Regions from separate parts of the Homo sapiens genome. Here region 2 is linked to region 1. Evidence: chromatin loops called from intact Hi-C (ENCODE). Cell type or tissue: Panc1. All regions are shown on one strand. Links, peaks and the distances in the headings refer to the core of each region. The heading gives the core; the rest is flanking DNA.

Region 1 (11,883 bases), core at 4,524-9,523:
TATAAGTCAGGAATGTTTTTTGAGTTAACGTTGTAGGGAGAAGCGCCGATTGGGCTGTATATGCCGACAATGAGGAGAGTGATAGGCACATCCAACAATTATGAGCATAGGAAGGATTAGCTTGCCACAGCAGGGACTGAGTGAGATTCAAAGAAAGTTCCAGATGCTTAGCTTTGAGGAGTGACTTGATGCGGGCTGCGGATCCCATTGTAGTGAGGAAAGGTAAACTTAGGGGAGAGGGAACATCAGGCAGAAGGAAAAGAAAGTTATTTGGGTGGGGGAGAAATCCTAGGAGGTACCTTGAAGCCATAAGTCCAACAGAAGGTTAAAGGTTTGATTAGGGGAAACTAGAGGCTCCTCGTGAGGGGACCAGGTAATGTCTGAGCTAAGGAGTGTGAGGAAGAGGTGAAAATTGTGGGGAGAGGGCAACATAGAAGATTGATAGGCTTTTATTTATTTTTATTTTTATTTTTGAGACGGAGTCTCTCTCTGTCACCAGGCTGGAGTGCAGTGGCACGATCTTGGCTCACTGCAACCTCCAGCTCCCAGGTTCAAGCAATTCTCCTGCCTCAGCCTCCTGAGTAGCTGGGATTACAGGCGCGGACCACCACAACCGGCTAAGTTTTGTATTTTTAGTAGAGACAGGGTTTCACCATGTTGGTCAGGCTGGTCTCAAACTCCTGATCTCGTGATCCACTTGCCTCGGCCTCCCAAAGTGTTGGGATTACAGGCATGAGCCACCGCGCCCGGGTGATAGGCTTTTAATAGAGAGGTTTAGGTGGAAGTTTCTTCTTTGGGAATCCTGGTTAGGCAGACAGATGTAGGCCCCGTGGAAACACAGGAAAAGGTTGAGAGGGTTTTATTCTGAGTTGGTGGGGGGCTGGATGGTTTCTTTGAGGGATGAGGGGTGGAACAAATTAGGAATTCCCTTGAGCTTAGTGGCTGTGGGGTAGCCAGAATAATCTAATAAGGGCCATCCTGCTTGGGCTTAAGAGGGTTGCTGGGGGTTTCTCTTGGGGTTTGGAGAACCTAGTCTCACTGATGGAGAGAGGGGTTGTCTGTGCTTGGGAGTGGTTGGGGTAAGGTGCAGTTCACACATTTCCAAAGGAAACTGCGGACTGCCTGTAGGAGTGGAGTAACAAGGGAATCGGGGAGTGAAGGGGCTTTTTTGAGATGGCGTAAAAGAGGCAAGAGGTCTCCTGTACATGAATTAAATGCACTAATCATTAGGGGTTTGCGAGGGAGAGCCCTAATTTTGAGAAGGGCGAGGGGCAATAAGGTGGTCCAGTCTTTGTGGGTTTGTAAGGAGAATTTTGTGAGAGTATTTTTTAGAATGCAATTCATCCTTTCTACCTTCCCAGAAGATGGAGATCAGTAAGGAATATGGAATTTCCAAGTAATATGAAGGGCTTTTATAAGATTTGGGGAGGACAGGCCTGGTGTCTCATGCCTGTAATCCCAGCACTTTGGGAGGCCAAGGCAGGTGGCTAAAATACTAAAGTATTTTTTCGACTAAAAATACAAAAAATTATCTGGGTGTGATGGTGGGCACCTGTAATCCCAGCTACTCAGGAGGCTGAGGCAGGAGAATCGCTTGAACCCGGGAGGCAGAGGTTGCAGTGAGCTGAGATCGCGCCATTGCACTCCAACCTGGGCAACAAGAGTGAAACTTGGTCTCAAATATATATGTGTGTGTGTGTGTGTATGTGTGTGTGTGTGTGTATATATATATATATACACACACACACACATACACATACACACAGAAAGTAGTTTGGCGGCCACAGTAGAGGCTCTTTTATTGGTGGCAGGGAGGCTTTCAGGGGGCATGAAACCATGTATCTAGCTAAAAATACAAAAAATTTCCAGACGTGGTGGCACACGCCTGTAGTCCCAGCTACTCGGAAGGCTGAGGCAGGAGAATCGCTTGAACCCGGGAGGCAGAGGGTGCAGTGAGCCAAGATCGCCCCACTGCACTCCAGCCTGGGCGACAGAGGACAGAGCGAGACTCCATCTCAAAAAAAAAAAAAAAAGATATTGGGGAATTTCTTGATTTGCTGAGGTCATTCTGGCTCATTTGTCAGCCTTGCGATTTCCTAAGGAAATATGACCCTCATTTGATTGGTGTTCCCTGCAGTGAATTATTGCCACTTTTTGGGAGCAAGGCAGCCTGTAACAAATGGCGAATGAGCTTTCCATTAACAATGGGGGTTCACTTTGTGGTGAGGAAACCGCGTTCACTCCAAATTTGGGCATTGGAATGAATGATGTTCTATGCATATTTGGAGTCAGTGTAAATATTGACCTGTTTTCCTGCTGCTAGGGTTAGGGCCCTGGTTATGGGCCTACCTGCTGGGAGGATGTGCCTGCTGGTAAGAAAGAGGCTTCTATGACTCTTCAGGGAGGGAGGACGGGGGTGTCATCACGGTATCCTTCCATGATAATATACCCTGCTGAGAAAGGAGGAACTCTGGACACACTGCTGTCTAGAAACCAGCCTGGAGCTCCCTTTATAGGTGCGTTGGTTAAATGATGGAACGTGATAAGGGAGTCATCAGTGATATCAGTGCAGGAGTGCAGGGGTGACTCTAAGAGGGGTGTTGAGGGTAAAAGGGTGGCGGTGTTAGGAGGGGAGCATTTACGGAGGGAGAGAAAGGATTGGAGAATGGCTGAGTGCAGGGTCTGGATGCGGGAAGGGGATACTGTTTGAAGTGCCCTGTGGCTGAGCATATCTTGCAAGTCATGTGATGAATAAACTTGCAGGGGTTTATAGAAGATGAAATTTTGTGCCTCTGGGATAATTAAAGAGGCTGTGGCTAAAATGTTTAGGCAAAGAGGCCAACTTTTTTTTTTTTTTTTTTTTTGAGACGGAGTTTCGCTCTTGTTGCCCAGGCTGGAGTGCAATGGCGCGATCTCGGCTCACTGCAACCTCCGCCTCCCAGGTTAAAGCGATTCTCCTGCCTCAGCCTCCCTAGTAGCTGGGATTACAGGCATGTACCACCATGCCCGGCTAATTTTGTATTTTCAGTAGAGATGGGGTTTCTCCATGTTCGTCAGGCTGGTCTCGAACTCCTGACCTCAGGGGATCTGCCCGCCTCGGCCTCCCAAAGTGTGGGGATTACAGGCATGAGCCACCGTGCCCAGCCGTGAGGCCAACTTTTATAGATAAGATCTAGCTGCTTGAAGAAGTATGCAACAGGTTGAAGAGAGTCCCCTGTGGGCTGGGCCAAAAGGCCTAAAGCTCCGTTTTGGGAGCTGTGTAAGTATAAATGGAAAGGTCGGCTGGGGTTAAGGAGACCCAAAGCAGGGGCCCAGGTTAGAGCTTGTTTTAAGCAGGACAAAGCATGATGAAGTTCAGGAGTAGGGGCAATAAGCTCAGCGAGGTTTCCCTTTGAGGCCTCATATAATGGCGTGGCAATCACTACAAAATTGGCAATCCATAGCTGGAAGTACTCCATGAGTCCCAAGAAAGAGAGACAGTCTCTTTTGGTATGAGGGAATAGGATGCTCTGGACCATCTGCTTGTGTGTTGAGGGAATTTCCCAGGTGGCAGGGGTAATCATGAGGCCCAGGTATGAAACCTTGGAGGAGGCTAATTGGGCCTTTTTTTTTTTTTGGACAGCTGGTAGCTGTACTGGGTGAGGGAGTTTAAAAGGGTAACAGTATGCTGAATAGAGAGTTCCTCTGAAGGGGAACAGAGCAGCAGATCATCTACATAGCGAAGGAGGATGGGAGGTGTTAGGCAAAGTTTAGAGAGGTCTGCTTGAAGGGCTTGTCCAAAAAAGTTGGGGGGCTGTGTCTGAAACCCTGGGGGAGGACAGTCCATGTGAGCTGTTGGGAAATGTTGGTATCTGGATCCATCTGGGTAAAAGCAAACAGGTTTTGGGAAGAAGGGTATAGAGGTATAGTGAAAAAGGCATCTTTTTTTTTTTTTTTTGAGACAGAGTCTCGCTCTGTCGCCCAGGCTGGAGTGCAGTGGCGCAATCTCGGCTCACTGCAAGCTCCGCCTCCCGGGTTCATGCCGTTCTCCTGCCTCAGCCTCCTGAGTAGCTGGGACTACAAGCGCCCGCCGCCATGCCAGGCTAATTTTTTGCATTTTTAGTAGAGACGGGGTTTCACCGTGTTAGCCAGGGTGGTCTTGATCTCCCAACCCCGTGATCCGTCCGCCTCAGCCTCCCAAAGTGCTGGGATTACAGGCGAGAGCCACTGTGCCTGGCCTGAAAAAGGCACTTTGAGGTCTAGTACTGAAAAATGACTGGTATGAGGGGGGATTCTGGAGAGGAGTGTATAGGGATTAGGAACGACTGGGTGTGTAGGGATGACAGCAGAATTGATTTGACGAAGGTCCTGGACAAGCCGGTAGGACCCATCCAGCTTCCGGACAGGGACAATAGGGGTGTTATGAGGGGAATGGGTTGGAATGAGGATGTTGGCAGCTAACAGTTGGGAGATGATGGGCTTGAGTCCCCGAAGCCTCTCAGGGCTGACAGAATACTGTTGGACTGTGATCTAATGAGAAGGATCCTTTAATGAAATTTTAATGGGGAGTGGTGGGCCGCCACGACTGCAGAATTTGTGTTGACCAAACAATAGGATTTGTTTGAGTTATAATGCTAAGGTCAGGTGTTGGCTCCTTAACTTCAGGTAGGGAGAATTTGGGTTCCTGGCATAAAAATAAGTAGGGATGGCTTTGGCCAAGAGCCCAAAGGTGGAGGAAGCCACGCAATTTGTGCAGCAGGTCTCTACTTAGAAGAGGCATGGGGCAATGTGGGATTAACAGGAAGCAATGTATGAGGGTGACGTCCCGAAAGGAACAATATAAGGGGAGTGTTTGGAGGGGAGTTTTCTGAATGCCCTTTATGCCAACAACAGAGATTAAGGAGCAAATTAGAGGTGTGGGGAACAATCTTGGCAGAGGGAAGGACGTGAGCAAAGGTAAATGAAGGAACTTCTTGCCATTTGCCATTTCGATAAATGAAGTTATCTAAATCCCTTAAAATTTGGTGGTCGAATGTGCCGTTTTCAGGCCAACGGTTGCCCTTGGCCTGAGGCCAGGCAGTATTGCAAAAGAATATAAGGCACTTTACTTTAATGTCCCCCTTTATACCGAGTTTAGAAAGGTTACAAATCAGGAAACCTAGAGGGGAGGAAGGAGTAATTTGAGATTGATTGGAGCCCATTGAGATTTGGCAAGGAAAGGCCAGGGGTGTCTGCCGTTAGACTAGGCATCCCCAGAAAAAGGGCAGAGACGGGAGATCCTCTCAAGAGGAGGTAGACTGAGGGGAAAGGTCAGGCATCCCTGAACGTCACCCTCCCAAGGTCTCTGATGGTCCTAATGGTCCCCAGGAGACCGGGACTGCGGACCTGAGTCTCCTGGGTAGCACAGGAGAGACAGGTGGGGGCAAACCTTACTAATTAGTGTCTGGTGTTGGATGTTTTAGAAGGAACCAGCAAAGGACCTCTCAAACTGGAGCCGTTGGGGAGAAACAGAAAGTAAATTGCCCAGATCCAGCGGTTGGAGGCAAAATTCTGGGTCCGGGAGTTTTGAGAACCCATCCAGGGGTAGCCCTGGCCACAGCCTCGAAGTCCTCTCCTGTCACTCAATTACCTCATGCAAATCACTTTTAAAAAAGAGGAAGAGTTGAGGGACTAGGCGGGAAGCCAGAGAACCCTCAGGATCCAGGAATTAGCCAGGGATGAGCTGTCGGGGCCCACTGCTTCCTGGGTTGCAAGAGTTCTCAGCCCCAAGACTCATCCCGGGGTTTGGCAGCAAGTATTGGAATAGAAAGATGAAGGAAAGAAGAGGCAAGAAGGCAGTTCTACAGTGGAGATGGATTTATTAAGAGTAAACCTGAGAAGGGCTTCTGGCCAGCAGGCTCAGGAGCAAGCTTCTCATATAGCCTGAGGCTTTTTAAAGGGCCTGGTTGGGGAAGTGTGCTTTTTTTTTTTTTTTTTTGAGACAGAGTTTCACTCCTGTTGCCCAGGCTGGAGTGCAATGGTGGGATCTCAGCTCACTGCAACCTCCGCCTCCCAGGTTCAAGCAATTCTCCTGCCTCAGCCTCCTGAGTAGCTGGGATTACAGGCGCCTGCCACCACACCCAGCTAATTTTTTTGTATTTTTAGTAGAGACCTGGTTTCACCATGTTGGCCAGGCTGGTCTTGAACTCCTGACCTCAGGTTATCTGCCCACCACAGCCTCCCAAAGTGCTGAGATTACAGGCATGAGCCACCGCGCCCAGCCCGGAAGTGTGCTTTGAGGAAAGATTCTATGTGGAGGAGTTGGGGAAGTGCTGGCTGGTTGTGACTGTTGGGGACTTTGTGAGGTTCTGCTGCAGTTACAGCCTTATGCTCTGTTGAAGCTATGGGCAGGGTTGACATTTGCGGACAGTTTTGAGACATGGAAACTTGATACTTTTAAGATGGTGGAGACTTGTGAAGATGGCGGCACTCTTGTCCTATTAGACACAGCCTGTTGGGGGCCCCTCTCTCTTGGCTCCTCAGGGGCCAGCATGGCCACCTCAATCCCACCAGCTTCGAGACCTCAACTTCTCTGTGGGCCTCAGTGTCCTCATCTGCAACTTGGAACAAAAACTCTGTCCTCAGCCAGCAGCCCTGGGGAGCTGGGAGAAACCAGGCAATCAGCCCACTAGGTGGGCAGAGGAGAGGGTTCCAGGAGACAGCTGCAAAGCCTCCTGGGACTCTGAGGACAGAGAACCCTGGGGGTGGGGCTGGAGCTTTCTAGGGGCTGCCAGTGGTTGAACCCAAGGGCCGAGGCGGCAGCTGGGGGCCCTCTGCAGTGAGGAGGAGGTCCCGGCTGGAGGTCGGGAGAGGGGTCACCCAGCTTTGCAATCTGATGGGCAGGGAGGAGAAAGAGGCTATGGTGCGCCTGCATGGGTGCATTGGAAGCTATAAGGCTCCAGTGCGCGGGGCCGATGGGCTCTAGGACCCTGGAATTCTCTCAGCACCCGCCCACACACTGACCAGTCCCCAAGGCTTATTAGTATTGTGATCGCTATTATCGAAGGACCCCCTCTCCCTGTCTCCTGCGCCCACCCACAGCTGTCCAGACTGGGGGATGCGAGGATGCCCTCCAGGTGTCCACAGCTGGGGTTCTGGGCCAGGGATTACCAGAGTCTGAGCAGCCTTGGGGGACGCTGAGGCAGGGGGCCGGGGAGGAGGGCACCCGGGAAGAGGGTAGGGCAGGAGGTTTATGGGAGGCCCCACAGGAAGAGAGGACGCCCTTCCCTCCCATCCCCCGCAGGGAGGAGCTGAGGCTGGAGCCTGGGAGGGGAAGATGGGAAAGGCGCTCCTGGCAGAAGGAACAGCGTGTGCTAAGGCCGGAGTGAGGCAGTAGCTGAGAAGCAGTTCTGTCTGGCCAAGGGGCCAGGAGGGAGGAAGAAACGGGTGGCGCGCAGGGCACCCACGGCAGGGCCTTGAATGCCGGGATAACTCATTCCTCGCTCCTAGCGCGGGGCTGGGCCGCCCTTGGGCCCTGGGGAGGGCGTCAGGCGGGACCCTTTGTCCCTCCCTCCGCCCCCTCCCCTTCACTCTCCCCTTTCTCCCCCTCCCGCCCCTCCCCTCCTCCTCCCCGCTCTCCCCGGCCCTGTCCCGGGAAGGCTGGACCGGCCCGCGGCTTGCCCTTTCAAGTCGGCCTCCCGGAGTCTCCGGAGCCGTCCGAGCGCTGGGGCCGCTGGCGCGGACTTCAAAGCCCGCCGCCCCCAGCCAGATCCGGTTGCGGGTGGGGCGGGCGAGCTGGGAGGGAGGCGGGTTTCGGTGGATTCCCCTTTCATCCCGCGGCTGCAGCCGGGCGCAGACCTCGGGGAGGCCCGGCGCGTCCCCGCTGGGCAAGTCCCTGCAGGGCAGCGACCGGGAACGGAGGGCTGGGGACGCCACGAGGCCGCGCCGCAGGGCGGGGGAGGCCTGAACCCAGACTGGGGGCTTCGGACCCGCCTGCGCTGTGGGACCTCAGGCCAGCGCCTACCTGTCGCTGGGCCTCAGCTTTCCTGAATGCCCTACTCCCTGCCCAGGACTCCTCTGGGGAGGGGCATTCGGGAACATTCAGTGGCCCTTGGACAGCTGAGATAGGAACAGGAAGCTAAGCTGGGAGCCCGGGCTCTCCTTGGGGTACCTGCCCGACCCCACCCATCCCACCGGAGAGGAACCGCTTCCTGCATCAGCCAAGCCCTGCCCGCAGTGTAACCCGTGGTCCAGCCTGGCCCTCTCTGGGCCTCAGCTTCCTGGAAGGCTGAGGGGGTGGCGGCTGAATGCCCTCCCTCCGGGTTGAGGTGTAGCGCATTCCTTCTTGCCGTCCTGTTTCCCGGTCCCTAAAGTAAGGGTGGAGGGAAATGGCTCTCCCTTTCTGGTGTAACCATAAGGAAGTGGCTGCCTGACATTCTGTAGCCGTCCGCGTGCCCCATCCAAGCCCCACAGAGCCCTGTGTGTAGATTAAGAACATCCTTTTTTTAGGTGAACAGCCTGAGGCAGAGGGGGTGTCGCTTGCCCCAGGTCTCAGCTGGCAGGAAAACTGGGACTTGACACAAAGTTACTTGGGCTTTCCTCCACCTTCCTCCCTGCCCGTGGTCCCCACTGATTGCAAAACAGTCATAGGGGAGGTGAGTCCAGGCTGGGAATTTGGAAAGCAGACACTGACATAACGTGGGGTGCAGGCGCAGGAGTAGTATCACCCCCGCTTTACAGACCCAGAAACGGACACCGAGAGGTTGCGAAGCCAGACAAGGGGCAGAGCTGGGTATTGACGCAGATTTTTGGGGCCCCAGAGACTTGAGGTTTAGCCACTGCCTCTGGGGTGAGAGGGGCAGGGCACTTACTGTGTGTCAGGCCCAGGCTGGGAAGCATCTTGATCAACACAAGAACCCCAGCTGGGAGGTGGTGGTGTAGGAAAGGGGTCCAGATCCAGACCCCAAGAGAGGGTTCTTGGATCTCTCGCAAGAAAGAATTCAGGGTGAGTCCATAAAGTAAAAGCAAGTTTATTAAGAAAGTAAAGGAATAGGCCGGGCATGGTGGCTCATGCCTATAATCCCAGCACTTTAGGAGGCCGAGGTGTGCGGATCACGGGGTCAAGAGATCGAGATCATTCTGGCCAACATGGTGAAACCCCATCTCTACTAAAAAATACAAAAATTAGCTGGGCGTAGTGGTGCGCGCCTGTAGTCCCAGCTACTCGGGAGGCTGAGGCTGGAGAACAGCTTAAACCTGGGAGGCGGAGGTTGCGGTGAGCCAAGATCACACCACAGCACTCCAGCCTAGCAACAGAGCGAGACTCCGTCTTAAAGAAGAAGAAGAAAAAAAAAAAAAGTAAAGGAATAGGCCAGGCACGGCGGCTCACCCCTGTAATCCCAGCACTTTGGGACGCTGAGGTGGGCAGATCACCTGAGGTCGGGAGTTTGAGATCAGCCTGGCCAACATGGAGAAATCCCATCTCTACTAAAAATACAAAAATTAGCCAGGCATGGTTGCATGTGCCTGTAATCCCAGCTACTCAGGAGGCTGAGGCAAGAGAATGGCTTGAACCCAGGAGGCGGAGGTTGCAGTGAGCTGAGATCGCACCACTGCACTCCAGCCTGGGCGACAGAGCAAGACTCTGTCTCAAAAGAATGACTACACCATAGAGCAGCGCTGAGGGCTGCTGGTTGCCCATTTTTATGGTTATTTCTTGATGATATGCTAAACAAGGGGTGGATTATTCATGTCTCCCCTTTTTAGACCATATAGGGTAACTTCCTGTCATTGCCATGGCATTTGTAAATTGTCATGGCGCTGGTGGGAGTCTAGCAATGAGGACAACCAGAGGTCACTCTGGTTGCCATCTTGGTTTTGGGGGGTTTGGCCAGCTTCTTAACTGCAACCTGTTTTATCAGCAATGTCTTTATAGCCTGTATTTTGTGCCGACCTCCTATCTCATCCTGTGACTTAGAATGCCTTAACCGTCTGAGAATGCAGCAGCCCAGTAGGTCTTGCCTCATTTTACCCAGCCCCATTCAAGATGGAATTGCCCTGGTTCAGACACCTCTGACAGTGATACGACCATTGCGCAGGCCTGGGACTGAGACACAGAGAAGTGAATGGTGAGGCCAGGCACAGTGGCTCATGCCTGTAATCCCAGCACTTTGGGAGGCCGAGGCGGGTGGATCACCTGATGTCAGCGGTTCGAGACCAGCCTGGGCAACATGGTGAAACCCCATTGCTACTAAGAATACAAAAATTAGGCCAGGTGCAGTGGCTTACGCCTGTAATCCCAGCACTTTGGGAGGCCAAAGCAGGTGAATCACCTGAGGTCAGGAGTTCAAGACCATCCTGGCCAACATGATGAAACCCTGTCTCTAATGAAAATACAAAAATCAGCCACTCGTGGTGGCAGGCACCTGTAATCCCAGCTACTCTGGAAGCTGAGGCAAGAGAATCACTTGAACCGGGGAGGTGGAGGTTGCTGTGAGCCGAGATCGCACCACTGCACTCCAGCCTGGGCGACAGAGCGAGACTCCATCTCAAAACAAACAAACAAAAAAATTAGCTGGGCGTGGTGGCACGCCCCTGTAATCCCAGCTACTCTTGAGGCTGAGGCAGGAGAATCACTTGAACCAGGGAGGTGGCAGTTGCAGTGAGCTGAGATCACACCACTGCACTCCAGCCTGGCGACAGAACGAGACTCCATCTCAAATAAAAAGTAAATGGTGGGCCCCAGTCTCACCAGAAGTGACTGAGTCAGAATTGGAACCCAGTCTGCCTGGCTCCTATGCCCCTGCACTTGATTTAGAGCTTTGCCCAAAGAGAGCTGTACTGCTTACCCACTCGCACCAAACACTGCATGGTTCCAGAGCCCTGGAAGGGTGTCTCTGCGTGGGGCCTAATCTGCCAAGAGGGGGCAGTTTTAACGGGCTTCCAGCATGATGCTGAATGTACCCAGGCTGGTGGGCTGGGACAAGTGCCCAGGTATCTAGCAGATGCCGCCCCAGCCCAGAGATTTAAAATTCCTCCCTGGAAAAATCAGATAATCAAAGAAGTCAAATACCGTGAAATGAATGTGATCCCTGCCAGAAGCCCAGAGGGAACATCTGAGAAACACTGCATTGCAAGTGCAGGCACGGGACCCTCCCCCTTGCCGTATAGGCAGGGAAACTGAGGCACGGTATGTGGCAGGGAGATGTTCACAGATAGGATCCCCATCCCTTTGCGCAGCGTTCATTCAGGGCCTTCTCTGTGGCAGGCTCTGTGTTAGGGACCTGTCCAGTCTCTGCATTCTTGGAGCTCAGGGGCTACTGAGTATGGTCCATGTGTGCCAGCAATGCCACCACTGTTCCGTCCTGATTGTGGTAAGTGCCACACAAGGAGAACTGTGGGGAGCTGGTTTCATTTGGAAGAGCTTCCCTGAGGAGGTGACATCTGAGATCTGATGTTAAGTGGGAACCCGTGAAGCTGGTAGGAGAGCATTCTGGGTAGAGAGGAGGGCATGTGCAAAGGCCCTGGGGTGTGAAGGAGTTTGGCTCAGGAGCTAAAGGAGAAGCCAGAGGCCTACTGCAGAGTGTGAGGGGAAGCACAGAGGGGGAAGAAGGAGAGAGGAGGGAGGAGGCAGAGGGGCCGGGGCCTTGGGGCTCAGAGGAGTCCCCAGGACTTCAGTGCTGGGGTGCCGGGGGGAGGGACAAGCAGGGGGAGTCAAGGCTGGCAACCAGGAATCCTGCCGGACGGACGTGCTCAGGGACACCCCAGGACTGCAAACCCCAGGAGAGTCCTGACTGGGAACAGGAGAGCAGAGGGAGCGGTCTCCAGTCTTGCTCTAAAGCCGGCTCTGTTCTCTCCTAAAAGAAAAAGGAGATCAAAAGGAAAATTTGCAAGTTAGATTTACCCTCAATTCTATTAAACCACCAA
Region 2 (11,883 bases), core at 4,486-9,485, 60 kb before region 1:
AACAAACCAGAAGGATCTGCAAAAAAATGTTTCCAAGAAGATGCAACTGAAAGATTAACTGATGTGCTTGGATGTACCAAGCAGCAGTTTGTGCTGCTGAATAAGGGTTTGGGATGAAGTGAGATAGAAAACTAAGAAGTCGGCCGGGCGCGGTGGCTCACGCCTGTAATCCGAGCATTTTGGGAGGCCAAGGCAGGCGGATCACGAGGTCAGGAGATCCAGACCATCCTGGCTAACACGGTGAAACCCCGTCTCTACTAAAAATACAACAAAAAAATTAGCCAGGCGTGGTGGCGGGCACCTGTAGTCCCAGCTACTCGGGAGGCTGAGGCAGGAGAATGGCGGGAACCCGGGAGGCGGAGCTTGCAGTGAGCCAAGATGGCGCCACTGTACTCCAGCCTGGGTGACAGAGTGAGGCTCTGTCTCAAAAAAAAAAGAAAAAAGAAAACCAAGAAGTCAAATAAATAAAAATAAGGCAATATTATTACAAGGAAAACAAAAGACTGTGGAAGAAAAAAAATAACTGCAGTGTTTTACTTAGCACAGGAGATGAAGAGGATTTATACAATCACAATATTGTAAACTTTCAATATTGAGCTAGCCCAAATTATGACTGAAGTATGTTGGAAGAATGATGAAACAGTAAGTAGGGTGAGGGTAGAGGGAGTAGTGGTGCTGGTGAAAGTCAGACAGTTTATTTATTTATTTATTTATTTATTTATTTTGAGACGGGGTTTCACTCTTGTTGCCCAGGCTGGAGTGCAATGGCACAATCTCGGCTCACCACAACCTCCACCTCCCGGGTTCAAGCGATTCTCCTGCCTCAGCCTCCTGAGTAGCTGGGATTATAGGCATGCACCACCATGCCTGGCCAATTTTTGTATTTTTAGTAGAGATGGGGTTTCTCCATGTTATTCAGGCTGGTCTCGAACTCCCGACCTCAGGTGATCTGCCCACCTCAGCCTCCAAAAGTGCTGGGATTACAGGCGTGAGCCACCACGCCTGGCACATTTTTTTTCTTTTGTGGAAAGTTGATACACAATGCTTAAGACTAAACACACACACACACACGCACACACACAGTTATTTAGTGATACAGAGGTAAATTTTAAAAGCAACAGCTACAAGAGTTCAAAGAGTTTGCATCTAAGAGCAAAAAAGCTGAGGAATTCAGGGATGGGGGACAGGAGGCTGTAGTTTCTCATAATAAACATTATGGACCTACTTGATGCTTTAAACTGCATACACGTATACAAATGAAAATTGAAAAGCAGTTGAGAAAGATTTAAATTTGGATAAGTTTCCCATATAATCATATGTGCCATCTTGAATCCTCTCAGCTCCATCAGTTTATGAGGGTCTTGGCCACTTGTTCTGTCCCAACCAGTTCCGCATGGGCACAGCTCCGTGCAGGCACAACCCGACAGTATTCTCACCTCCGGCCCCCACGGGCTGTTCCATGCTTGCTTGTGTTCCAAATGCTATGGGATCCACTCAATGTCCATGCATGTGCCAGATGGTTCCCCAAGATCAAGAAATCAATCGTGATTAACATCAAGCAGTGGCCAGATCAATCACGTACTTTCATATGAGTTCTCCCTTTTTTCCTATTTCCCCCTCTTCTAGCTTTCCTGTGCTTGCGCTCCCTAACACATTACTAGCCCTTCACTTTTACTTCAATTCTCAAGCCCTAGACAGTGGCCCTAGAAAGCAACCTTTGGTTTGAGATTTGGTGTTGGATTGTTCAGATCATACTTAATAGTGAAAGACTGAATGCTTTCTCCCTTAAAATCAGGAACAAGGCAAGGATGTTTTCTGTCACTACTGCTAGTCAACACCAGAAAGGAATTCCTAGCCAATGCAGTAAGGCAAGGAGAAAAGACATACAGCCAAGAAAGAAGAAAGAAAGAAAGAGAGAGAGAGAGAGAAGAAGAAAAAAAGAAAGAAAGAGAAAGAAAGAAAGAAAGAGAGAGAGAGAAAGAAATCTGCCTGTCTTCACACACAAGATTGTATATGTTGGCTGGATGAGGTGGCTCACGCCTGTAATCTCAACACTTTGGGCGGCTGAGGAGGGCAGATCACTTGAGGTCAGGAGTTCAAGACCAGACTGGCCAACATGGTAAAACCCCATCTCTACTAAAAATACAAAAATTAGTCAGGCGTGGTGACACATGCCTGTAGTCCCAGCTACTTGGGAGGCTGACACACGAGAATCACTTGAACCTGGAAGGCAGAGGTTGCAGTGAACCAGCAGCACGCCACTGCACTCCAACCTGGGTGATATAGTGAGACTCTATCTCAAAAAAAAAAAGAAAAAAGACTTTATATGTTTAAAAATCCCATAGAACTAAAAAGTTTAGCAAGGTCACAGGATGTAAATCAATATACAAAGATAAAAAATAAATAGTATATTCCTATACACTCCCAATGAATGACTAGAAATGAAAACTAAGAGATAGTGCTGAAAAAATAAATATTTGAGTATAAATCTGTATGCTGAAGGCTACAGAACATTAATGAAATAATACCTAAATAAATGGAGACATATACCATGTTCATGGATTAGAAGACTCAATATTGTGAAGCTGTCAACTGTGGTCAAGCTGATCTACAGATTCAATCCAATCCCAAAGAAAATCTAAGGATAATTGTTAGTAGAAGTCAACAAGCTAATTCTAAAATTTATATGAAAAAGAAAAGGAAATGGAATAACAAAAAGAGTTTTTAAAAAGAACAAAGTTAGGAGAGTGACATCATCTGATTTCAAGACTTAGTATTAATATAAAGCTACAGTAAGCAGACAGTGTGGGAATGGTAAAGGGACAGACATACAGGTCAGTGGAGCAGAGAATTCATAAATGGAACCACACAAATGTGGCCAAGTGATTTTTATTTATTTATTTTGGAGACAGAGTCTCACTCTGTCACTCAGGTAGGAGTGCAGTGGTGTGATCTCAGCTCACTGCAACCTCCAAGGTTCAAGCACTTCTCGTTCCTCAGCCTCCCAAGTAGCTGGGACTACAGGCAGGCACACACCACCATGCCTGGCTAATTTTTTTATTTTTTTTTTAAAGATGGGTTTTTGCCATATTGGCCAGGCTGGTCTCGATTCCTGACCTCAGGTGATCCACCTGCCTCGGCCTCCCAAAGTGCTGGGATTACAGGCGTGAGCCACCACGCCCGACCTGTATTTTTTTTTTTTTTAAGATGGGTTTTTGCCATATTGGCCAGGCTGGTCTTGACTCCTGACCTCAGGTGATCTGCCCGCATCAGCCTCCCAAAGTGTTGGGATTACAGGCATGAGACACTGCATCCGGCCAGCCAAGTGACTTTTGAGAAAGATGCGAAGGCAATCTAATTGAGAAAGGATAACTTTTTTTTTTTTTTTCCAGAAATGGGGTTGGAAAAACTGGATGGCCACATGTGGGAAAAAAAAAAAGAATGTCAACCCTTATCTCACATGTTATACAAAAATTAACTCAAAATTTATCATACACTTCAATATAAAATGTAAAACAATAGAGCTTTTAGAAAAAAACATTGGGGAATTGTAACCTTGGGATAAGCAAAGTGTTCTTAGATATGACACCAATGCATGATCCATAAAAGAAATAATAAACTAGATTTCCTTCAAAATTTAAACATTTACTTGTATTAATTTTGTTAAGAGAATGAAAAAATAAGGCCAGGCACGGTGGCTCACGCCTATAATCCTAGCACTTTGGGAAGCCGAGGCAGGCAGATCACCTGAGGTCAGGAATTTGAGACCAGCCTGGCCAACATGGTGAAACCCCGTCTCTACTAAAAATACAAAAGTTAGCCAGGCGTGGTGGCATATGTCTGTAATTCCAGCTACTTGGGAGGCTGAGGCAGGAGAATCGCTTGAACCCGGGAGGCGGAGGTGGCAGTGAGCCAAGATCGTGCCACTGCACTCCAGTCTGGGTGACAGAGTGAGAATCTGTCTAAAAAAAAAAAAAAGAATGGAAAAATAAGCCACAGTTTGGGAAAAAATATTTGCAAACCAAATATCCAACAAAAGATTTATATCCAGATTATATAAAGAACTCTAGGAGCTTAACAATAAAAAGACAAACAGGCCAGGCACAGTGGCTCACGCCTATAATTCTAGCACTTTAGGGAGCCAAGGTTCATGGGTCGCTTGAGCCAGGTATTTGAGACCAGCCTGGGCAACATGGTGAAACCCCACTTGTACAAAGAATACAAAAATTAGCCAGGTGTGGTGGTGCACACCTGTGGTCTCAGCTACTTGGGAGGCTGAGGTGGGAGGATCACTTAAGCCTGGGAGGTCAAAGCTGTACTACTGAGCCATGATCACAGCACTGCACTCCAGCCTGGGTGACAGAGCAAGACCCTGTCTCCAAAAAAAAAAAAAAGACAAACAATATGGTTTTTTTTTTTTGACACAGTTTCATTCTTGTGGGTCAGGCTGGAGTGCAATGGCACAATCTTGGCTCACTGCAACCTCCACCTCCTGGATTCAAGCAATTCTCCTGCCTCAGCCTCCCAAGTAGCTGGGATTACAGGCGTGAGCCATCACGCTTGGCTAATTTTTGTATTATTAGTAGAGACGGGGTTTCACCATGTTGGCCAGGCTGGTCTCAAACTCCTGACCTCAAGCAATCCACCCACCTTGGCTTCCCAAAGTGCTGGAATTACAGGCCTGAGCCGCCGCACCGGGCCACAATACAATTTTTTAAATGGGCAAACGATTTGAACAGATACTTATCAAAGAAGATATATGAATGGTAAATTAATGAATGAAAAGATACTCAATGTCATTCCCTAGTCACTAGGAAAATTTATATGAAAACCACATTGGGATGCTATTACACTTATTAAAATGGCTAAGTTCTAAAAAACAAACAATATCAAGTGCTATCAATATCATAGCATGACCAAGCCGGATTTATTCCAGGAAGCAAGAGTGATTCAATAATTTTAAGAGTTTAAAAAATCAACCAACATAAGACTGAGCACGGTGGCTCACGCCTGTAAACCCAACACTTTGGGAGGCTGAGGTGGGAAGATCCCTTGAGCCCAGGAGTTCGAGACCAGCCTGGACAACACAGTGAAACACAGGCCAAGGTGGGGGGATCACCTTAGGTCAGGAGTTTGAGACCAGCCTGGCCAACATGGCGAAACTTCATCTCTACCAAAAATACAAAAATTAGCCAGACGTGGTAGTGCATGCCTGTAATCCCAGCTACTCCAGAGGCTGAGGCAGGAGAATAGCTCGAACCCAGGAGGCAGAGATTGCAGTGAGCCGAGATCTCACCATTGTACTCCAGCCTAGGTGACAGAGTGAGACTCTGTCTCAAAAAAACAAACAAACAAACAAACAAAAAACCAGATTAATAAGAGAAGAACATAACAGAGGGCCAGGCGCGGTGGCTCACACCTGTAATCCCAGTACTTTCGGAGGCCGAGGCGGGCAGATCAGAGGTCAGGGGATCGAGACATCCTGGCCAACATGGTGAAACCCTGTCTCTACTAAAAATACAAAAATCAGCTGGGCGTGGTGGTACATGCCTGTAGTCCCAGCTACTTGGGAGGCTGAGGCAGGAGAATGGCTTGAACCAGGGAGTTGGAGGTTGCAGTGAGCAGAGGTCGCACCACTGCATTCCAGCCTGGTGACAGAGTGAGACTCCTTCTCAAAAAAAAAAAAAAAAAAAAAAGCCGGGCGCAGTGGCTAATGCCTGTAATCCCAGCACTTTGGGAGGCCGAGGTGGGTGGATTACCTGAGGTCAGGTGTTCAAAACCAGCCTGGTCAACAGGGCGAAACCCCGTCTCTACTAAAAATACAAAACTTAGCCTGGTGTGGTGGCATGCACCTGTAGAACCAGCTACTCTGGAGGCTGAGGCAGGAGAATCACTTGAACCCGGGATTGTGCCCCACTGCACTCCAGCCTGGGCAACAGAGCGAGATTCCATTAAAAAAAAAAAAAGAACATAATAAATATATTTCATAATAGTTTTACTTGATTATGGGAGCTTTCAGAATGAAGACCCAAAGACCCAGGGTGAACTGTGCACTTTTATACTTAGGTTCAATCAAGTATAGACAACTGCATAGAAATATGATTGGACCAAAAGGGTGTGATCTAATAGTAAGAGGCTGAGTATGGAAACCCAGCAAGGCCAGTCTGTTTAGACTTTTCTTGGCCTCTCTGTGCACGTTCCTTCCTTCCAGGTATGCGGCAGGACGTTCCCTGGAATGAGGGTCCCATGACCTACAATCAAACAAGGTAGGTCAGAAAAATGTCTTTCTGGCCAGCTGTTACACAGAAAGGTGAAGGAGGGTTAGGGTCATATTTGTAGGCATTGTGGCTGGCTTCAGGGAAGAGGGTTCTGGTTTCTATGATCCACTTTGGGGAACAGGAATTGTAGTTTCCATGGCTCGCCTCAGGGGAGAATGAGGGGTGAGAGACAGAAGGGCAGGGAAAGGTCAGGGAGAAACTTTGCTTCTGAAGCTTTTACTTTGAGGCATTGTTTTCTGAGCCCCAACAACCTCAAGCCAGAAACAACCCAAATATCCACCAATAGGAGAATGTGGAACTATATTGTGGGCTAGTCACACAATGGAATACTAAACATTAAGAACAAGTGAACTGGCCGGGTGCAGTGGCTCACGCCTGTAATCCTAGCACTTTAGGAGGCCAAGGCAGGCAGATCACCTGAGGTCAGGAGTTCAAGACCAGCCTGGCCAACATGGTGAAACCCCATCTCTACTAAAAGTATAAAAATTGGGGCCGGGCACGGTGGCTCATACCTGTAATCCCAGCACTTTGGGAGGCCGAGGAGGGTGGATCACGAGGTCAGGAGACCGAGACCAGCCTGGCCAACATGGTGAAACCCCGTCTCTACTAAAACTACAAAAAATTAGCCGGGCATGGTGGCAGGCACCTGTAGTCACAGCTACTCGAGAGGCTGAGGCAGGAGAATCTCTTGAACCTGGTAGGTGGAGGTTGCAGTGAGCTGAGACCGCGCCTCTGCACCCCAACCTGGGCAACAGAGCGAGACTCTGTCTCAAAAAGAAAAAAAAGGATAAAAATTAGCCAGGCGTGGTGGTGCGTGCCTGCAATCCCAGCTACCTGGGAGGCTGAGGCAGGAGAATATCTGGAACCCGGGAGGCAGAGGCTCCAGTGAGCCGAGACTGTGCCACTTCACTCCAGCCTGGGCAATAGAGCAAGACTCTGTCTCAAAAAAAAAAAAAAAAAAGAACAATTGTACAATTGTGCTTCAGAACATCACACGTACTCCATAAATATATACACCTATTATGTACCCACACAAATTAAAAATTAGGCCAGGCACAGTGGCTCATGCCTGGAATTCCAGCACTTTGGGAGGCCAAGGTGGACGAATTGCTCAAGCGCAGGAGTTCGAGGCCAGCCTGGGCAACATGGTGAAACCCTGTCTGTGCCAAAACTATAAAAAATAGCTGAGTGTGGTGGCCACACATCTATAGTTCCAGGTACTCAGGAGGCTGAGGTGAGAGGATTGCTGGAGACCAGGAGATGGAGGTTGCAGTGAGTTGAGACTGTGCCACTGTACTCCAACCTAGGCAACCTTGTCTCAAAAAAAAAATTAAAAATGTGAAAAGAGAATGATTGAGCTATTGTTACACAGAACAACATTTATGAACTTCACAAACATAATATGAATAAGATAAGTCAAATGTAAATGAATATACTGAATGATTTCATTTATAAAAATTCCAAAAACAGGCAAAACTTTTCTATGATGATAAAAGTCGAATCCATGGTAATCTTCTAGGAGTTAATGACTTGGAGGGTATGAGGAACGCTTCTAGATGCTGATCATGCCCTAATCTTGATGGTAATTACATAGGTGTGTTCACTTTGTAAAAATTTATCAAACTAAACATTTAAGATTTCTGCCATTTTCTGTATATTATTCATTAATAAAATGTTTACTTGGCTGGGCGCGTTGGCTCATGCCTGTAATCCCAACACTATAGGAGGCCGAGGCAGGCAGATCACCTGAGGTCGGGAGTTCGAGACCAGCCTGACCCACATGGAGAAACCCCGTCTCTACTAAAAATACAAAATTAGCTGGGCGTGGTGGCACATGCCTGTAATCCCAGCTACTCAGGAGGCTCAGGCAGGAGAATCGTTTGAACCCAGGAGGCGGAGGTTGCGGTGAGCCGAGATCGCGCCATTGCACTCCAGCCTGGGCAACAAGAGCGAAATTCCATCTCAAAAATAAATAAATAAATAAAAACAAAATGTTTAAGCAAACAGCTTTGGCTTGTTTTATATAGATATCATTCAAAAATACTTGATAAATACTAAAAGGTATAGAAGAGAATAAAAATGACCCATATTCTCCCACTCCTGTTCACACTTTGGTGGGCCACCCCATTCAGTGTATACATATCCTAAAAGCCTCACTCACCGAAGACAAAATTTCACAAGCCATAGATCAAATGCTAAGGCTAGAAGGACACTGATATAAAAGCTGAAGGCACCGGGCACAGTGGTTCACACATGTAATACCCAGCACTTTGGTAGGCTTAGGCAGGAGGATCCCTTGAGCTCAGGAGTTCGAGACTAGCCTGGGCAACATAGTGAGACATGTCTCTACAAAAAATTTATATTTATTCTTATTTTTTTGAGACAGAGAGTCTCACTCTATGGCCCAGGCTGGATTGCAGTGGTGCGATCATGGCTCACTGCAACCTCCACCTCCCGGGTTCAGGCAATTCTCATGCCTCAGCCTCCTAAGTAGCTGAGATTACAGGCATGCATCACCATGCCCAGCTAATTTTTGTATTTTTAGTAGAGACAGGGTTTCACCATGTTGGCCAGGCTGGTCTCAAACTCCTGGCCTCAAGTGTTCCACCCACCTCGGCCTCCCATAGTGCTAGGATTACAGGTGGCACCACCATTCCTGGTCTTTTTTTATTTTCAATTTTTTTGTGGACAAAATTTTTTTAAAAAATTAGCTGGGCTACTCAGGAGGCTGAGGTGAGAGGATTGCTTGAGCCCAGGAGGTTGAGGCTGCAGTGAGCCATGATTGCACCACTGCACTCCAGCCTGGGCAACAGAGCAAGACTTTGTCTCAATAAATAAATAAATAAATAAAAGCTCACGAGATGGAATAAACTCTTGACTAGACACAAAGAGAGAGGTGGATAATAGAAAGCTAAAACTGAAGAATTCACATAGAAGGCAATACAGCAAAAGTGATGAAAAATATCAAAGAAAATTAGGAGAAATGGAGGATAATATTAGAAGGTCAAGCATCCATATGATAGGAATTTCTAGAAGTACCATATAGAGGGAATGACAAGAGAGGCATAGTCAAAGGCATAAAGGCTGAGAATTCTCAAAAAGTGAGTAAGTTCTCAGAATAAAGAGACATGAGTTCTCAGAATAAAGAAGCCCAATGAAAGACAGGCTAAATAAGTAAAAATACACATTTCGCCTAGATACACTGTAATTCAGAATGCCAAAAATAAGGATAAAATCTTAAAAGCAACTCTGAGGGAGAAAAACAATTACCTACAAAGAAATGACAAATAAACCAACAGAATTCTCCTGAGCCACAAAAGGAGCAAGAAAACAATGGAATAATACCTTTAGGGTGTTGAGGAAAATTAACTACCAACTCAGATTAACATACCTAGCTAAACTGTCAGTAAAGAGTGTGAGCAGGCTGGGTGAGGTGTCTCATGCCTGTAATCCCAGCAGTTTGGGAGGCCAAGGTGGAAGGATCGCTTAAGCCCAGGAGTCGAGACTAGCTCTGGTAACTTAGCGAGATCCTGTTTCTACAAAAAATTTAAAAATTAACTAGGCATGGTGGCACATGCCTATAATCTCAACTACTTGGGAGGCTGAGGTGAGACAATCCCTTGAGCTGGAGAGATCAAGGCTGAAGTGACTCCTGATCATGCCATTGCAGCCCAGCCCGCGTGACAGAGCTAAAACAAAAAAGGGGAGTGAAAGGAAAATGTTTTCTTCTTTTTCTTTTCTCTTTTTTTTTTTTTGAGATGGAGTCTCACTTTGTTGCCCAGGCTGGAGTGAAGTGGCACCATCTTGGCTCACTGCAAACTCCGCCTCCCGGGTTCAAGCGATTCTCCTGCCTCAGCCTCCTGAGTAGCTGGGATTACAGGCACCCACCACCACACCTGGCTAATTTTTGTATTTTCAGTAGAGATGGGGTTTCACCATGTTGGTCAGGTTGGTCTCAAACTCCTGACCTCGTGATCTGCCCACCTCAGCCTCCCAAAGTGCTGGGATTACAGGCATGAGCCACCGCACCTGGCCCAATGTTTTCTTCTTCTTCATTTCAACACTATCCACTTGGAGAGGAAAGCATTTTCAAACCTACAAATCCCAAGATTTTTCACCCCCAAACTTTTGCTGCAAAAACTCTTAAAAGAGATTCTCTGCCAAAAAGAAACATAAATTAAAAGGGAAGGAGTATCAAGGAGCGGTAGTGAACAAATAATTTAATAAATGATATTGGTAAATCTAGCTATTATCCTAGGATAGAAGTTCAGCTGCTCTGACAGAGATCCAAAATACTAGCAGCTCACAAAGATAGAATTTTCTTTCTCCCTAAGTAACAGTCTGGGCATAAATAGTCATACGGCAGCTCCGAGTTATTGGAGACTCAGGTTCCTTATGTTTTCTTTCTTTCTTTCCTTTTTTCTTTTTTTTTTTTGAGACAGAGTCTCGCTCTTGTTGCCCAGGCTAGAGTGCAGTGGCATGATCTCAGCTCACTGCAACCTCCACCTCCCGGGTTCAAGTGATTGTCCTGCTTCAGCCTCCTAAGTATCTGGGATTACAGGTGCCCGCCAGTATGCCAGCTGATTTTTGTATTTTTAGTAGGAACGGGGTTTCACCATGTTGGCCAGGCTGGTCTCAAATTCCTGACCTCGTGATCGACCTGCCTCGGCCTCCCAAAGTGCTGGGATTACAGGTGTGAGCCACCACGCCCAGCTCGGGGCTTTTCTTTGAGACAGATCTTTGTTCTTGTTGCCCAGGCTGGAATGCAGTGGTGCAATCTCAGCTCACTGCAACCTCCGCCTCTGGGTTCAGGTGATTCTCCTGCCTCAGCCTCTCAAGTAGCTGAGATTACAGGTGCACATCACCACCCCCAGCTAATTTTTGTGTTTTTAGTAGAGATGGGGTTTCACCATGTTGGCCAGGCTGGTCTCGAACTCCTGACCTCAAGTGATCCAACCGCCTCATCCTCCCAAAGTGCTGGGATTATAGGCGTGAGCCACCACGCCCTGCCCCTTATGTTTTCTTGCTTCTTGATCCCTGTAATATTGCTCTGAACCCCCTAGTTCAAGATGGCTCACCACTGCACCCTCCTTCCCATCAACAGAAAGGGCAGGGTGTGCTGTTTCCTTTCAAGAGTAGGATCTGTAAGTCACACACACTGTATCACTCCTCTTACATCCCATAATCCATAGCTAGCTCCAAAGGAGGCTGGGAAATATAGTTCTTATCGGGTCTACCACATGTCCAGATAAAAAATTTTATTACTTTGCAAGACAGGAAGAGTGGATATTGGGGGACAACCAGCAACTCTGCCACAACCATTGTCTGTAAAAACTATATAATCCTAATGAAATTTTTGACATGAAATAATATAATTAAATCAAGAAGGAAATGTATCTAGGCAAGAAAGCCTGGAGCAGGGATATGTATTGAATGATCATTTGTACAGTTTGCAAAATGACACTCATTCAGTGTCAAGTGTCTGCAAAAGAGTGAAATTTCCATCTAAAATCAAGAAGTTCCATCTAAAATATAATAAGAAAAGACTAAGACTTTCACAAAGATGGAAGATCATGCAAATGACAATGTTAAGAATTAGATTGAG

What was found. Peaks named below come from ENCODE experiments on the same cell type or tissue, not always from the same donor. Only the 100,000 strongest peaks of a DNase experiment are listed, where the experiment ranks them.
Region 2: a loop joins it to region 1, with 12 times the contacts of the local background. A loop is called at or near these places in 4 of 110 quality-filtered maps.

The regions. Positions count from the first base shown.
Region 1 is chr9:129,589,796-129,601,678 of GRCh38, forward strand. No RefSeq gene overlaps it. Among named protein-coding and RNA genes, the nearest start is that of C9orf50, 25 kb to the right of the region's middle. RefSeq lists a silencer at 7,622-7,841 and an enhancer at 10,475-10,974. In Panc1, for the core only: no CTCF peak of the experiment used is centred there; no DNase peak of the experiment used is centred there; H3K4me3 peaks cover 963 bases; H3K27ac peaks cover 317 bases.
Region 2 is chr9:129,530,000-129,541,882 of GRCh38, forward strand. No RefSeq gene overlaps it. Among named protein-coding and RNA genes, the nearest start is that of LINC00963, 47 kb to the left of the region's middle. In Panc1, for the core only: no CTCF peak of the experiment used is centred there; no DNase peak of the experiment used is centred there.